3 separate regions of the Homo sapiens genome follow, and all the other regions are linked to region 1. A link is a contact called in ENCODE Hi-C data. All regions are on one chromosome and are shown on one strand. The core of a region is the stretch at or near the end of the contact, and the rest is flanking DNA. Distances in the headings are between cores, read along the strand shown.

Region 1 (4,515 bases), core at 782-3,281:
CTCTCTGGAATGGGGGAAGACACACAAAATCCCCCAAAACACCCTCACCCCCGAAGAACTTCACGTTCTGTTCAGCAAAAAAGACTTGCCCACACAACTAGAACTTCAGGACTTAAAGGGACCAGAAAGATCATCTAGTCCAAGGCTCAGTCCAAAGTGGAGGTGAGCAGCTCGCCCTACCATGGTGCCCAGTGAACCTCAGGGAGGTTTAGGAGACATGACCCAACCCAAGACTGAAACTGGTCAGGCGAGCACCCAGCACCGGGGGACAGTGCAGGGGCAGCCCGAGGGTAGCTGGACCAGTGCAGGGGCAGCCTGAGGGCAGGTGTATTGCTGCAGGAGGCCTGGGCTGACAAAGACAGAGGACCAGCTGGAGGTGGCTGGAGGTAAGGTGGAGCGCACCAGGGCGGCCCTGCAGAGCAGGTGGAAGACTTGGGCCAGCACCCAAAAGGGAGCCGCTGGGGTTCCTGGGTCCGAGTGCACTTCCTCAGCGCCACCTCCAATCGGTCAGGGAGTCTATTTCGGGCTCCCCATTCCTCATGGGGAGGGGGGACTCCACCCACTCAACAGATGCCCAGTGCAGTGGGCACGGGGAGGCAGCACTGCATCCCGGCTGCTCCTGGTCACACCTGTTCCCTGCTGCTGGGAGGCCATCAACACATCCAAACCCAGCCGTGTCCCCAGCCCCTCCAGAATCCCTTCCTCCAAGAAGCCGCCCTGCCGCTCCAGCCCAGAGCGTTCTCCCACCTCCCACCTCCGCAGGCTGAACATTACGCCTGGGGCTTGACTGCTGGTCCCAGGAGCAGTTCAGGAAGGGCCTGTGGAGCTGATGCCCAGGCGTCAATCCCCATCCCCACGCAGTCTTATAACCGTCTGTCGTCTGTCTGTCCCCCACCTGTTTCTCCTCTCCCTTTTCGTTCCAAAAGTTCCTTCTTATTCTGCAAATCACTTACTTTCCCTCTCAAAGACTCAGGAATGCTTAAAACTGGACTATTGAGACAGAGATCTAATCTGACTCCTGCATTTGAGATGAGATAATGAGGCCCAGATGGTCGGCATAGTTCGAAAACACCCATTTCAGGTGTTTTCAGGAACACCTAACAAATGAAGCAACCGTATCTTAATGAAGAGAGCAGCTGGCCCAGGGTCACGCACCAATTAGGAAGCTGTTGTCCCGGGGGGCCCCACCGGCCGAGCCACCTTGGGGGTGCCCTTTCCCCTCGGGGCCTCCGTACCCTCATCTCTCAAATGAAGGAGAGGTCAGGTGAGCGCCCTGTTAAGACTGACTTTCAGCATTCCCAAGGTCGCGTTTTATGTGCTCTAAACCGATCCCATCTCCTCACCTCCTCATTTCTCGCTCAAATGAACAAGCACGGGCTTGCTACTGGGATTCCTTCTGTCCCTGGACACGTCTTTCTACCCAACATTTTGTTTTTCTTGTTTCCCCACATAGGGAGATAAGGTTGAGGGAACAGGCAAAGGCTCGGGAGGCAGGAGACCTGTGATCTAGCCTGGTTCTGTCCCTACGCTCGGGTCAGCAGGCCGCCCAGGCTGGGGAGGGCGACACTGACCCTCGGGGTGCCGGCCGCCACCTGCTTCACACGGCGTCGTCGCCGGCACGGGTACCTTTCCTGCTGCAGAAGGGGTCGGGGCGCCCCACCTGACACTTGGGGGAGGCTGTGCCAAGGACAGGGCGCGTAGGGCACAGGTGCCCCGGCTGCGCCCCCCTCCGCCTCCGACCCCTGGGCCCCGCTCCAACGACCCCAACCACGGCCCCCGCCCCCAGGCCCCGCTCCACCGACCGCGGGCCGCGCTCACTCGCTGGGCCTTCTCCCACAGCTGGTTCAACTTCTCCATGCGGAACTCCTCTCCGGACTCGCGTTTCGGGGACGGCTTGGGCTGGTTCTTCTCCCGCGAGTACTTGCCGCCGTGGCTCGCAGCGGGCCAGGGCCCGAGGAAGAGCAGCAGCAGTAGCAGCGCCGGGAGCCCGCGCAGAAACGACCTGACCCTCCGCGGCGCCATCTTCCTCTGCGACTGGCGCTGCGCGGAGAAAACCTAGCCTGCCGATGCCCCGCCCACTACCCCGCCCCCACCCACCGCGCGGTCTCCTGGGAATTGTAGTTCCTCCGTGAGCGGCCGGCAGCGGCGAGGCCGCCGGCGGACTCCAGCGCCTAGGAAGCCCTGCGCAGGCGCAAGCGTTTCCCAGGCAACCACGCCGCGGCCCGAGGCTGCAGACTCTGGCAGGGGATACAACTGGAGAATGAGGGTGGCCGGGTGGGAGCAGGGATCAGGCCTCACCCAGAGCCCGGAGCCTGGAGCCCGCACGACTCGAGGCCTCTTTCCCTCTCTGCCCCACAGAAAGAGCGGAAAGCCCAAGAACCGGGCCGCGTTTGGCTGAGCCTGATAATGCTCCGGCTTCACGCGCACTGACGCCGACTCTTGCATGTCCAGTGCCGTTGCGGGGTTGGCACTGCGGCCCGGGCCTGGCGCTGAGGAGCCTGGCCCAGCCCGCTTCTGCCCTCCGCGGAGCGCCTGGCCGTGGGTAAGCCCAGGCCAGGTTGTCCCGGGGACGCAGGGCCGCGCAGACGTCCCCCTACGTCCCGGGGCCCCTGCCCCAACCCGCGTCCCAAGCGCCTGCTCTCGCGCCTGCTGCAAGGCAGGACTTCGCGCGCTTTTCCCCAACCCATGACACTCTAGGAAATTCACAGAGCCAAAGTTAGCATAGACCGCTCGTTGGGGGCTTGGCCAGTGAGTTGGGAAGTGCCCTGGAGGTAGCGCGGGAAACAAGGGGAAGGAGGGAGACAGACAGCAGCTGGGCCCCTTTGGGCTCAGAGAAGGGACAAGGGGAGCTCATCTGGCAAGAATGATCTGAAAAGGCCTCCAAGGGTGGGCGGGATTTTGCGGGGGGAGGGAGGAATTTCCAACTGGAGGGACAATGACAAAGGGGGTGAATAGAGCCTGGGCATCTTGAGAGGAATTAATGTTAATTCATTTCCTTTTTTTGCGTGGGGGGATAGGGTCTCTGTCATCGAGGCTGGAGTGCAGTGGCATGATCATGGCTCACTGCAGCCTCGACCTCCTGGGCTAAAGCGATCCTCCTGCCTCAGCCTCCCAAGTAGCTGGAACTATAGGTGCGTGTCACCACGCCCAGCTAATTTTTGAAATTTTTTGGTAGAAATTAGGTCTCCCTATGTTGTCCAGGCTGTTCTCCAACTCCTGGGCTCAAGCAACCCTCCCGTCTTGGTCCCCCAAAGTGCTGGGATTACAGGCGTGGGCCACTGGGCCTACCCTAATTTACATTTAAATTGTATCTTGTGTTGTTCCAGAGAAGATTTCAGGTCCCTGGAATCAAGGTGATCTGCTTCTGTCCTGTGCTGCTTTTCTAGTATTTTCAGAGCCATCGTTTCATTTCTTTTTTTCCAGCTGTTGAGTTGTTTCAGGCAAGAGGGTAAATTCAGTCTGTTACTGCATCTTAGCTGGAAGCACAAGTTCCCAATATGGGATGTATGGGGGAGAGGAGGTAAAGGAATCCCCCAGGAGGGTGGTGGAGGGAGAATGACCTCATGCGAAGTGACTCCAGAGACAGATCAAATGCTGTCATTGCCATCATTGCATGTTTTTAAGCCTCAGGACAGAATGGCCAGGTGAGCCTGGCCTAGATTCTCACCTGTGCCTGCCTTCCCCTTGTGTTCCCTCGTTCCTGCTCTTCTCTCCATCTCCTGGTGCCTAGAATCAGAGGTCACCTGTTTTACCCCACATACATGTTTTGCCCTGACCCCACTCCTGAGAGCTACAGGTAGGTCTTGGTGGGCTTAGAAGGGGATAGTCCAAATTGGCCTATCCCCCCCAAGCATGTCCCTGTTGGTCATCTGGAATGTGGTCCTAACTGCAAATGTTCCAGCTCTGTGAATCCTGCCCCCAGTGTCTCTAGAAAGGCCCGTTATAAACCCACAGGAATTGGAAGCTGGACTGGGAGCAGAGTCTTCTGGGATCCTGCATCTGACAGTGGTGTGGGGTTCTAAGAGCCCTTTTCCTATACAGCCCGGTTTCCCAGATAACTAAGCAATATTTTATTCGTGGCTGCATACACAGGCAATGAAACTAAAGAAAGTCAGGGGATGGCTAAAGGATGGAGGATACCTGGGCTGGGGGAGGAGGGAGAATGCGACGGGTGAACACAGACAGGCTTCCAAAGTGGTGTCCAGGTTGTAGTTCTTCACTAGGTGGTGGGCACACAGGCATGCATTTTTCCTTATCTTTAAATTGTACATATTTCATACACTTCTCCGTATGTATTATACATTTCAAACTAGTACATCTTCTAAAAAATCACAGTGGTTAATGCAATCAGTACAGGTGCCAGGCACATACCAGAGACTCCAGGTGACGGCATGCTCTCCTCTTGGGCTCCTCCTCTAGGGCTGAAAGTTTATTTCTCACCCCTGCCGCCAGCACCCGCCATGCCAGCCCGTGTCTCTAAGTGCTGAGGGGAAGGTGTATGAACAGAGACAGATA
Region 2 (4,515 bases), core at 1,139-3,638, 1.3 Mb before region 1:
AAAATCTCAGTCCAGTCTGTATCTGCATTACACAAATTTAAAATTCGGAATGCAAATTAAAGCACTTTTGTTTAAAATAAATTAGATAATGTGGTAGAGATTATAATTACTATTGCTGCCCTCCATTAACGTATGGAACTATTTGTATGAAACATTGACACAGATCACAAATAAGCACTGAACAAAGAAAATAAAATGTAATCTCTTCTCAGATGCACCATTCTAAAGTACTTTAACAGCAATATTATCTCCTCTATTCCTAACAATAATTACAATGTGAATCCAATCTCATTTCTTATGCTTACCTTGCTGGTTAGGCTGTGAAGACTCTCCTCTGCCCATTTTATACTTGACTTCATGCTCGAATTACTTGCTTTTAAGTGAATTAACTGATGTTGAGCACAAATGTATGCGAGCTGCAGTCTAGCCATCTCTAGTCGTCTCTCCTCAAGGATTTCTTGATTATCACAAATAGATGGTGTCTGTATATCTAAAAGTTGAAAATTGTCTTCATTTGAACTTTCAACTACTTCATGTATACCCTGAAAGAACTGTTTTTTGGTATACAAAGTTAATGCTGCTGTGCTTTGCTCTTCCTGACTTAGGTATTTTTCCAAGGAAAATTGCGATAAAAATACCAGTGGATTTGTCCCTTGACCTAAATTAGAATGTCTGAAGAACATCATCAATTGTGTAACTTCATCAGTAAGAGCCTGAAGTTCATTACTGATCTTAGTGATCATTGCATTTAGAATTCCTTGACTCTGCTTCAGCTTTTTAGTGGCTTCTTCTTCTTTAGCATTTAACCTCAGAGATTTGTGGCTAGTTACTGAAGCCATCAATTGACATTTATTACGTCGCTGAATTTTTAGGTTCTTTAATTTCAGTAGAGTTTGAACCTCATCCTCTAATTTCTCCAGCTCTTTATCATCCAGTCTAGGTGTCTTCAAATCAGAAGTTTTACACGTTTTAAGAGCTTCATCCAATGCCGCCCCTTCTAGAATAGGCTTGCCTGATTTCTGAAGAATGCTAAAAGCTTCCAATTCTCTTTCAGACAACACGTTCTGTTCATTCACATTCCCACAAAACCACTTCAGAAACGATTCATCTTCAACGCCCTCAAACAACCAGTCAAAGTCTTCTCCATTAAGATTATCAGCTTTGGGATAACCAATTTTTTTTAATGTTTCCACAAACTCATTTCCACAACTCATGGTTTTAACTACCCCAATTTTGTTGTATCTGATATGGGTTTACGGTGTTGATTTTTAGAAAATAAATCCAAGCAGAAAAAAAGCTACGTTTTATACCAAGTCCACAGAGAAGGGAAAATATATTTTTAGAATCTATAATGATTCCTCCTAGGGGGGAAGAAAACAAGTATTAGACCACAAATATGACGACAGTGTTTTTAAAAAGAAGACACAGACAAATATCACATGATATCCGAGAGCGGGATAAATGACAGGTAGTCGTAGCTGCAATGTTTGATGATGATAAAGAGAAACAGAAACAATTAGGCTAGTTCTCAGAAAACCGCAACAGTAACGAAAAGTAATTAACAAGAAAGTGGATCTATTTGGATCCATTTTATCTTTTTTTCCAAAGATAAAATGGTTTAAAATGCATTACACTTTATAGAGCAGCATTTGTTTTTAATTCAAAATAAATGGATCCAAACAAACCCAAGCCACCAGGAGGCTAGGCAGCCTCTCTTCCCTGCCCTCCGTACGTAAGAAGACGCAAATAAGCATGGCACATCTTCTGAAGATCAACTAAATATTTACCTCAACGTCTCGCCGGGCAAGGCTCCACCTCCAGAGTCCACCACCGCGACGCGGAGAACAGCAGGAGCAGCAGGGAAGCGCGCGGCCACAATTAAGGGTGCTTCGGGCCGGCCTTCAGCCAGCGCTGAGGCAGCCCCGACGCCAGGGCCGCGCGAACCCCAGAGGCAGCGGCAAGCCCCAGGGATCCGCGGCCCCAAGGCCGCGATACACCAGACGCGCCAGCGGCAAAACCTTCCTTCGGAGGGTCACCCAGCTGTGACACCTAAGCACGCTGACAAAACAAACGCACAAGCCCACCGAATCGCCGTCGACACCGAGCTGCAGAAGACGGGGGTGACAGGCCCCGCACAGCCCCCGCCCCAGCTCCTCGCCCAGCGGACCGGGCCCTGATCCCCGGGCAGCTGCTGGAGCACCTGGAAGGAGCCCCCAGGAGCGCAGGAAAAAAAAGAGGCACCTGGGTGCAGACGGGGATCGCGGCCACTCCTCCAGCCCCACACCCCTGCGCCCAGAACCGAGGCCCGCGTCAGTCACCTCAGGAAGTTCCGCTTGCTTCTCGCAGGAGCCCGCCGCCACCGCCCTCCGTGCCCCGCGCGCCTCGCACTGCCTCACGGGAGCGCCTGGACGCGCGCAAGCGCACAAGGCGACGGCGTGGTCGTGGGGGATGACTGTTTGCGCAGGCGTAGTGTCAAAAGAGGCGGAGTCGGCGAGGCTGGACTATGGGGTGGAGCTGAGCAGGCGGCGCTCGGCCCCCGGCCGCTGCGGGCATCCTGCCTCCTGGGCGGGGCGCAGGGCAGAGAGAGGCGGGGTCTGGGCCGGGAAGGGCGGGGACAGGGCCTGGACAGGGGCGGGGCCTGGGCAGGGGGCGGAGCCTGGGCAATGAATGGGGTGCAGAGGGGTGCAGAGGGGTGCGGTGGGGCGCCCTCTGGGGAGCTGAAGCTGCGGGCCTGCTCTCAACGGAGCCGTCAGTTGTGCTTCAGGCCTGCCCTGCCCCGTACTTCAATCTAGACCCTCTGAAGGCACTTTTGAATGGTACAAAGAGCAGCGCAGGTTGGTGGTTGGGAGACAGGCTGGAGCCCGGCGGTGATAGCGCTCGCCCCCGAGAGAGACGAGTTCCCGGAACATTCACAGCAGCCCGACCAATGCCTGGTACATTTTAAGGGTTAGGGATTGTTCGCTTAGAGTCTTTTACAATGAACTTTATTTTGCAAAAACACTTAATTTCTAATCCCTCACCAGAACACTATGTAAAAGCTGACTTCTGGCCGGGCGCGGTGGCTCATGCCTGTAATCCCAGCACTTTGGGAGGCCGGGGGGGGGGGGGGGGGGGATCATGAGGTCAGGAGTTCGAGACCAGCCTGGCCAAGATGGTGAAACCCCATCTCTACTAAAAAATACAAAAATTAGCCGGGCGCGGTGGTGGGCGCCTGTAATCCCAGCGACTCGGGAGGCTGAGGCAGGAGAATCGTTTGAACCCAGGAGGTGGAGGTTGCAGTGAGCCGAGATCACGCCACTGCACTCTAGCCTGGGCGACAGAGCAAGACTCCGTCTCAAAAAAAAAAAAAAAAAAAAAGCTGACTTCCTCCACAATTCCCTTTTCAAAATGTTAGAAATAAACGGAATGGCCTGAGTTAAATACATCGATATATTTAACTCAAGGAGGATGGTACACCATTTCCAAAGAGGATGGCAGTCAGTGAAAGATGACTGAAACGGGATTGCTAAATTTCATGTGAATCTGGCTGATGCCCTACAGCCCAGTGAAACCAGACCTCTCTATTGGACAGAATTCGTTTGCATCTCTACCAAACAAAAATCCTTTGCCACTCCTCAGTCTTCCACAGGTTAGCAGGGGCTTTGGTCATGGGTAAATATAATAGTACTCCCTCCCTTCAGCGTCAAATGACCCTAAAGGTGGCTTGTTAGACAATGTCCTAGTCCAGGGTGACTAGGTAGAAGTCGTTTGGATAGTTTTTCTTAATATTTTTAAGGAGAGAAATAAGAATGTTCTAAGGCAAATATTGTAATCTGATCGAGTCAAAGATATTTCCTATTCATTCTTCACTTGTTTCACGTTTTTTTCCTCCTCTTTTAAAAGTCAATAAGGCCTAAAATGATCTGAAAAACAAACATGATGGGAAAAAATTCAAAGAGTGGTGCCCAATCTGCAGGCAAGGAAACCAGGGATGCTGGAACGGGGAGGCCTGGTGGGAGGACCCTTGCAGCCCAGGGTTGGAGGTTGGGGGTGTGCATCAGGGGGCAGAGTTGAGCCAGTTTGGACAGGAGGAAGTGGGAGCTGTGCAGGCAATGCCTTCCAGAAATGTTGCTGATGAGGCAAAGACTGGGTGGGAGGAGTGTGACACAGAGAGAGAGATACAGAGAGACAGAGAGAGACAGAAACAGAGAGACAGAGACAGAGAGACAGAGACAGAGACAGAGAGACACAGAGAGACAGAGACAGAGAGACAGAGACACAGAGACAGAGACAGAGAGACAGAGACACAGAGAGACAGATAGAGACAGAGACAGACAGAGAGACAGAGACAGACAGAGACACAGAGAGAGAGAGAGAGGAGAAAGACAGAGAGCGAGCATGCAAAACAACACAAGCTGAGGGGGTGGGAATGCAGGGCTGAGGGGAGGATTTTTTATTTTGTTTTGTTTGAAAATGAGAGGAACTCGGGGATATTTATAGACTGCAAGGAGGAACTCTGAGGAGACAGCATTAAAG
Region 3 (4,515 bases), core at 774-3,273, 1.1 Mb before region 1:
GCAGCAGGCAGGACCGAGAGGGGCTCGAAGGCGCCGCAGGAGGAGAGGCTGGGCGCAGACGGCTCGGCCCCAAACCACACCCAGCGCCAGGAAACGCAAGGCTCGGGACGAACCCTTAAGAAGTCGCTGCTAGGGACAGGGAGGTTGGGAGCAGGGAGTGACGCCACAGGAACCCTGAATCCCCCCGAGTCCCCTCCCAATCAAGCCAAGGCCGAGCAAGGGGCGCCCCATGTACCGTAAGCCCTCAACCCAACACTCCGGCAACGACAAACAGAATTCCCCGACCTCAAAGGCCGTGAAGCACGCGCCCTTCGGGGCCCTGAGTGAGCCCTCAAACCTCCGTGCCGATCTTCCAAACCCACCTCCCGCCTTCCTGGAATGGGCGCACGCGAGGCACGGATTTCAGGAAACCTCTGCCGTGACAGCTCACCCACGGTGGAGGCGGAGGCCTGGGACGCTGGACGGAGAAAGGCGGCCAGTGGAGGGAGGAGGGGTAGGTCGGCAACGCGGTGGCCTCGGACGTCCGAGCTGCCCGGACGAAGCGCTGGCCCCACTCCCGCCCTTGGTCGCCGCGGTGACCCCACCCGAGCCGTGACCTCCCCCAAGATCTCAGGGCCCGGGCCTCCCCGCTGCGCCGGCCCCAGGGTGCCACCCTCGGACGCCCAGATGCGCCCTGGACCCTGCGCCGGGATCCTGAACACCGCCGCGCCTTCATCCCGCGCCGAGCGCGCCCGGCCCTGCTCCGGCTGCAGCGGGCACGAGCCCCAGGCGGGCGGCGGGGACGCAGCGCCCGCAGTGCGACTGGCGCAGCCGCTGAGGCACGGGGCGCGCCGCCCGGACCCCGACCCCGCGGCGCTAGGAGAGGCGCGGGCGCCGGCTGGAGAGCCGCACCTCCCGCCCCGCCGAGGCTGCTGGCCACGGGCGCGCTCGCCCCAAGGGCCGGGCGGAGGACCTGTCCCGGATTCCAGAGGACGTGGGTGGGGAAGGGACAAGGATAGGGACAAGGGAGGGGACGCGAACTGGGCCGAGGTGTGGGTCAGTCCTGGTTCGGGAAGGGAGGCCGTTGGCAGGGCCATCAGGATCCTCTCTGGACATGGAAGGACGGGTCTGCCCTGGACCCAGGGATTGGGAAATGTGGGTTCTCTCAGAACCTGGGGAAGTGGGGAGAGGGTCTGTTCTGGAGTGCGGAGGGAGATCTATTCCGGGCCCAGGACAATGGGGGTGGGGGCAGGACGGGAATGAGGGGGCATTCCTGGTGCAGGGAGGGGAGACGGAGAAGTAGTAGGGGGTCTGCTCCGGGCCCGCGGGCTGGGGACCACGAAGTGTAGGAGGGCACCGTCCAGGACCGGGATGAGGAGGGAGAGGGGCCCGTTGTGGCCCTGGATAGAGGGGGAGGGAAAGTGCGCCCCGGCCCGAGAGGAGGAGCAGGAGGGTCAGTCCTGGACCCGGGCTTAGGAAGCCGGGAGGGAGGTTCGGATCCGCCTCAGAGACAGGGCGATGAAGATCTGTCCAAGTCTTGGAGTGGAGGGAAGGATGTCGGCGGTGGGGGAAGAGGCCGGCCACGGACAGGGAAAGGGAGTCCGTCTTGTAGGGCGGACGGGCGGTCCTGGGGAAGGGAGAGGCCGCGACGCGGGGGGCGTCCGGCCCGAGCGGGGCCGCTCACCTTGGGTTTGTAGAGCCACTTTCGGAACCTGTTCATCATCGCCGCGCCGGCCCTGGCCGGACTCCGGGCGGCCCTCGCCCTCCGCAGCGCTGCGCCCGGGCCCGGCTGAGGCGCGGGGCGGACGCGGAGGCACGGCCGGAGCCCCCGCGCTGTCGCAGGGAGGCTGGCTAGCGAAGCCCGGAGCGCCGAGCGGGCGGCGGGCAGGTGCGCGGGGCAGGTGCGCGGCCCTGAGTATGCTCTGCAAGCGGCGCGCCGGGCAGACCTCAGACCCGGGAGTGGGCGCTCGGGCGCACGGACAGACGCGGGCACGGGGGCGCGCGGCTCCTCGCTGCTCACTGACACCCAGCGCTCCGCTGGTCACGGCCGCCCCGCGCCGCACATGCGCCTAGGGCGCCGCGAGCCCCGGGCCCACCGCGCGCTGCGGGCGGGGCGGGCGGGGCGGAGGCGGCCCAATCCCTGCGCGGGCGCCGCACCCCGCCCGAGGCGCGCTCCCTGCCGGCGGGGCGACCCGCCGCGCCCGGGTATCCAAGAAACTACAAGTCCCGAAAGGCATGGCGGGGAGGTGGCGCCCAGGGCTTGGCGTCCCGGGCCGCGCCGCGGCGCTGTGTATTGTGGGAGTTGTAGTCCACCCGATGGCGGCGGAGCGTGCCGCCGGTTGCTAGGTGACGACGCCAAACAGCCGCGGCGTCCTGCCTACCGGGAGCTGACGGACGACGACTGCCAACACCTTAGCCCCAGCTGGCCCAGGAAACTGCTGCGGTGGCAGGTGGCGGCGGCAGGAGGGCTCGGCTGCCCCGAGCGCCCGCCAGGTACGGGGGCGGGACAGGTGCGGGGCGACGCGCCGCCGATTTTCATGACCTGCCGGCCGGTTCCCTCTCGCTCGCTGCTCATCTTGCTTCTCCCAAACACCTCTTCTGTCTTCTTCCCAGCTCCCCGATGAAAGTGAACGGTGCCTCTTTTTTTTTTTTTAAATCACCACTATCAGCGGTGCGTTCTAAAAAGATACTCTTCCGCCCTCGCTACTCCCCCCAGTGGTGCCCTAATTTGTACCTTAAAACGCTCACCTCAATCTGAGTACCTGCTATGTGTCAAGCAGAGAGCTAAAAACCCACACGTGGCCTCACTTAAACTTCCCATTGACAGCCAGAGAAGCAGGCACAACGAGGCCGGCGTGCCCTGGCTGTGGGGGTTGCATCCAGATCACGGCGGATCTGGGTCGGCCTGACCCCACAGCGCTGCACTTTTCCCTGCCGCACCACCACCACGTCTCTGGCTTGTTGTGAAACGTGCAGATGTAAGACACAGGAGATGGAAGTCATGCCCCCCTCGGTTCAGAATTGAGAAGTCTGACCTGTTCCTGCTTGTCCTCACTGGCCAGTGCCAGGTGCTCAGAAAGGTCCGTGGGCTCCATGACCACTTTATTCCAACAGACGCGATGTGAGCCTAGGCGCGCTGGCATCTAAGATTTCTCTTAGTTGGGGGTAGGGTCCATGTTTATTTTTGAGTAACTGATTGATTTTCCCTACTCTCCTCTTCCTACCACCCAGTCGACCCTCTGAAGGGCAAAACCCCTCTGGAGTTTCCCCTTATCTCCAATTCCTTCCCACTTGTTCTTTCTGGAAACTACTCCCATCAGATTTTCACCCAACCACTCCTCTGAAGCTCTTTATCAAAGTCATCCTTGACCTTGATGTTGCAAAATCCGATGATCGGGGTCAGCGCTCATCTCTTCCTTGAACTGTCACTACCACGTGACCCAGCCGACTGTGCCCTCTCCGTGACACAGCATCCTCACTTGGCTGAAACAGATCCCACTGTCCACTTCTCCTCCTCGCTCCTGGCCACTCCTGCTTGATCTCCTTGGCTGGATGCCTCCCCTGCTCACCGACCTCTCAACACTGGAGACCCTGGACTCAGTCCTTGGAACCTACTCTATCCACTCCCTCCCTGGGGGATTTCCTACAGTTACATGGTTTTATAAACAACCATTTTCTCCCAAACTTCTCAAAACCTATATCTCTAGCCTCAACCCTGAAACTCCAGACCTGTTTACCTGTTCTTCACCATTTGGACGCCTAACAGATCCTCTCAAATTTAACGTGTCCCAAACCACACTCTCAGTCTTCCCCCATAAAACCTGCTGCTCCCAAAGCCATCATTTCTTCAGCACAGGATCTTGGGGTAGACACTTGATGGGCTTGTCCACTGAGTGAATGGCTGTTCTCTGTGGGTCTATCCTTGGCCAACTCCAAGGCCTGGAGCAGTTGTATCTGCTCAGAGGCTCCCTTCCTGTGTTTTATAGTTTGAAATTGTGCATGGGATGAAGGCTGAACTTGGGGAAGTGGGGTATCAGTTAGGTTTAGCTGCATGTATTGAAAAATCCCAACATCACAGTGGCCTAAACAAGAATATTACTCATATTTTTATAAAAGAGGTCCATGGAGAGGCAATCGTGGTTGGTATGGCAGCCCTAAAGTCCTCAAGGATCAGCTTTTCTATCTGCCATTCACGTTTCTTCATGATCCAGGATGGCTGCCCACATTCCTGCCATCACCTCCTCGGCCCAGGAACCAGCTGCAAAAGAGAAGATGGATATGCCTCTCTCGTTCAGGGAGACTTTCCAGAAGTCTCACACCTTTCCACTTCTTGAAGGTGGTGGGAGAACTTAGCCACACAACCATGCCCCAGCTGCCAGGGAGGCTGGGAAATGCCATCTTTCAATTGGGCAGCAGTAGACCCAGCTAAAAATCAGAGTTTTCTTATTTGGGAGGAAAGGGGTAGTGGAGATTGAAAAGCAACTAGCAAAAGCTGCCACGTGGGGTTGTGCTTTAAGCACAAGCCATAGGGGCATG

The links. A loop is a pair of places that touch in the nucleus more often than their neighbours do. Pooled maps may share reads with other maps.
Region 2: a map of CD4-positive, alpha-beta T cell shows a loop between it and region 1 (8-fold over the local background). The contact joins the promoter of POLN here to the promoter of LRPAP1 in region 1. A Hi-C loop is called at or near these places in 2 of 168 maps with a recorded cell type or tissue (CD4-positive, alpha-beta T cell and naive thymus-derived CD4-positive, alpha-beta T cell) and 5 of 50 pooled maps.
Region 3: a pooled map shows a loop between it and region 1 (16-fold over the local background). The contact joins the promoter of ZFYVE28 here to the promoter of LRPAP1 in region 1. A Hi-C loop is called at or near these places in 2 of 37 single-sample maps with no recorded cell type and 13 of 50 pooled maps.

Annotation. Positions count from the first base shown.
Region 1 is chr4:3,530,391-3,534,905 of GRCh38, forward strand. It overlaps LRPAP1 (LDL receptor related protein associated protein 1), which reads right to left and starts at 2,032. Exons shown (of 8, transcript NM_002337.4): 1 at 1,819-2,032. The coding sequence starts at 2,022. RefSeq lists silencers at 1,522-1,771, 2,212-2,271 and an enhancer at 1,812-2,021.
Region 2 is chr4:2,239,733-2,244,247 of GRCh38, forward strand. POLN (DNA polymerase nu) reads right to left here and starts at 2,389. Exons shown (of 26, transcript NM_181808.4): 1 at 2,319-2,389; 2 at 1,788-2,058. HAUS3 (HAUS augmin like complex subunit 3) reads right to left here and starts at 2,389. Exons shown (of 6, transcript NM_001303143.2): 1 at 2,319-2,389; 2 at 1,788-2,058; 3 at 306-1,361. The coding sequence starts at 1,214. It also overlaps the pseudogene COX6B1P5. RefSeq lists enhancers at 1,572-2,073, 1,680-1,779 and a silencer at 2,460-2,819.
Region 3 is chr4:2,416,622-2,421,136 of GRCh38, forward strand. It overlaps ZFYVE28 (zinc finger FYVE-type containing 28), which reads right to left and starts at 2,024. Exons shown (of 13, transcript NM_020972.3): 1 at 1,664-2,024. The coding sequence starts at 1,702. CFAP99 (cilia and flagella associated protein 99) reads left to right here and starts at 2,334. Exons shown (of 16, transcript NM_001193282.4): 1 at 2,334-2,472. RefSeq lists enhancers at 1-184, 185-743 and silencers at 1,749-1,908, 2,029-2,258, 2,499-2,548.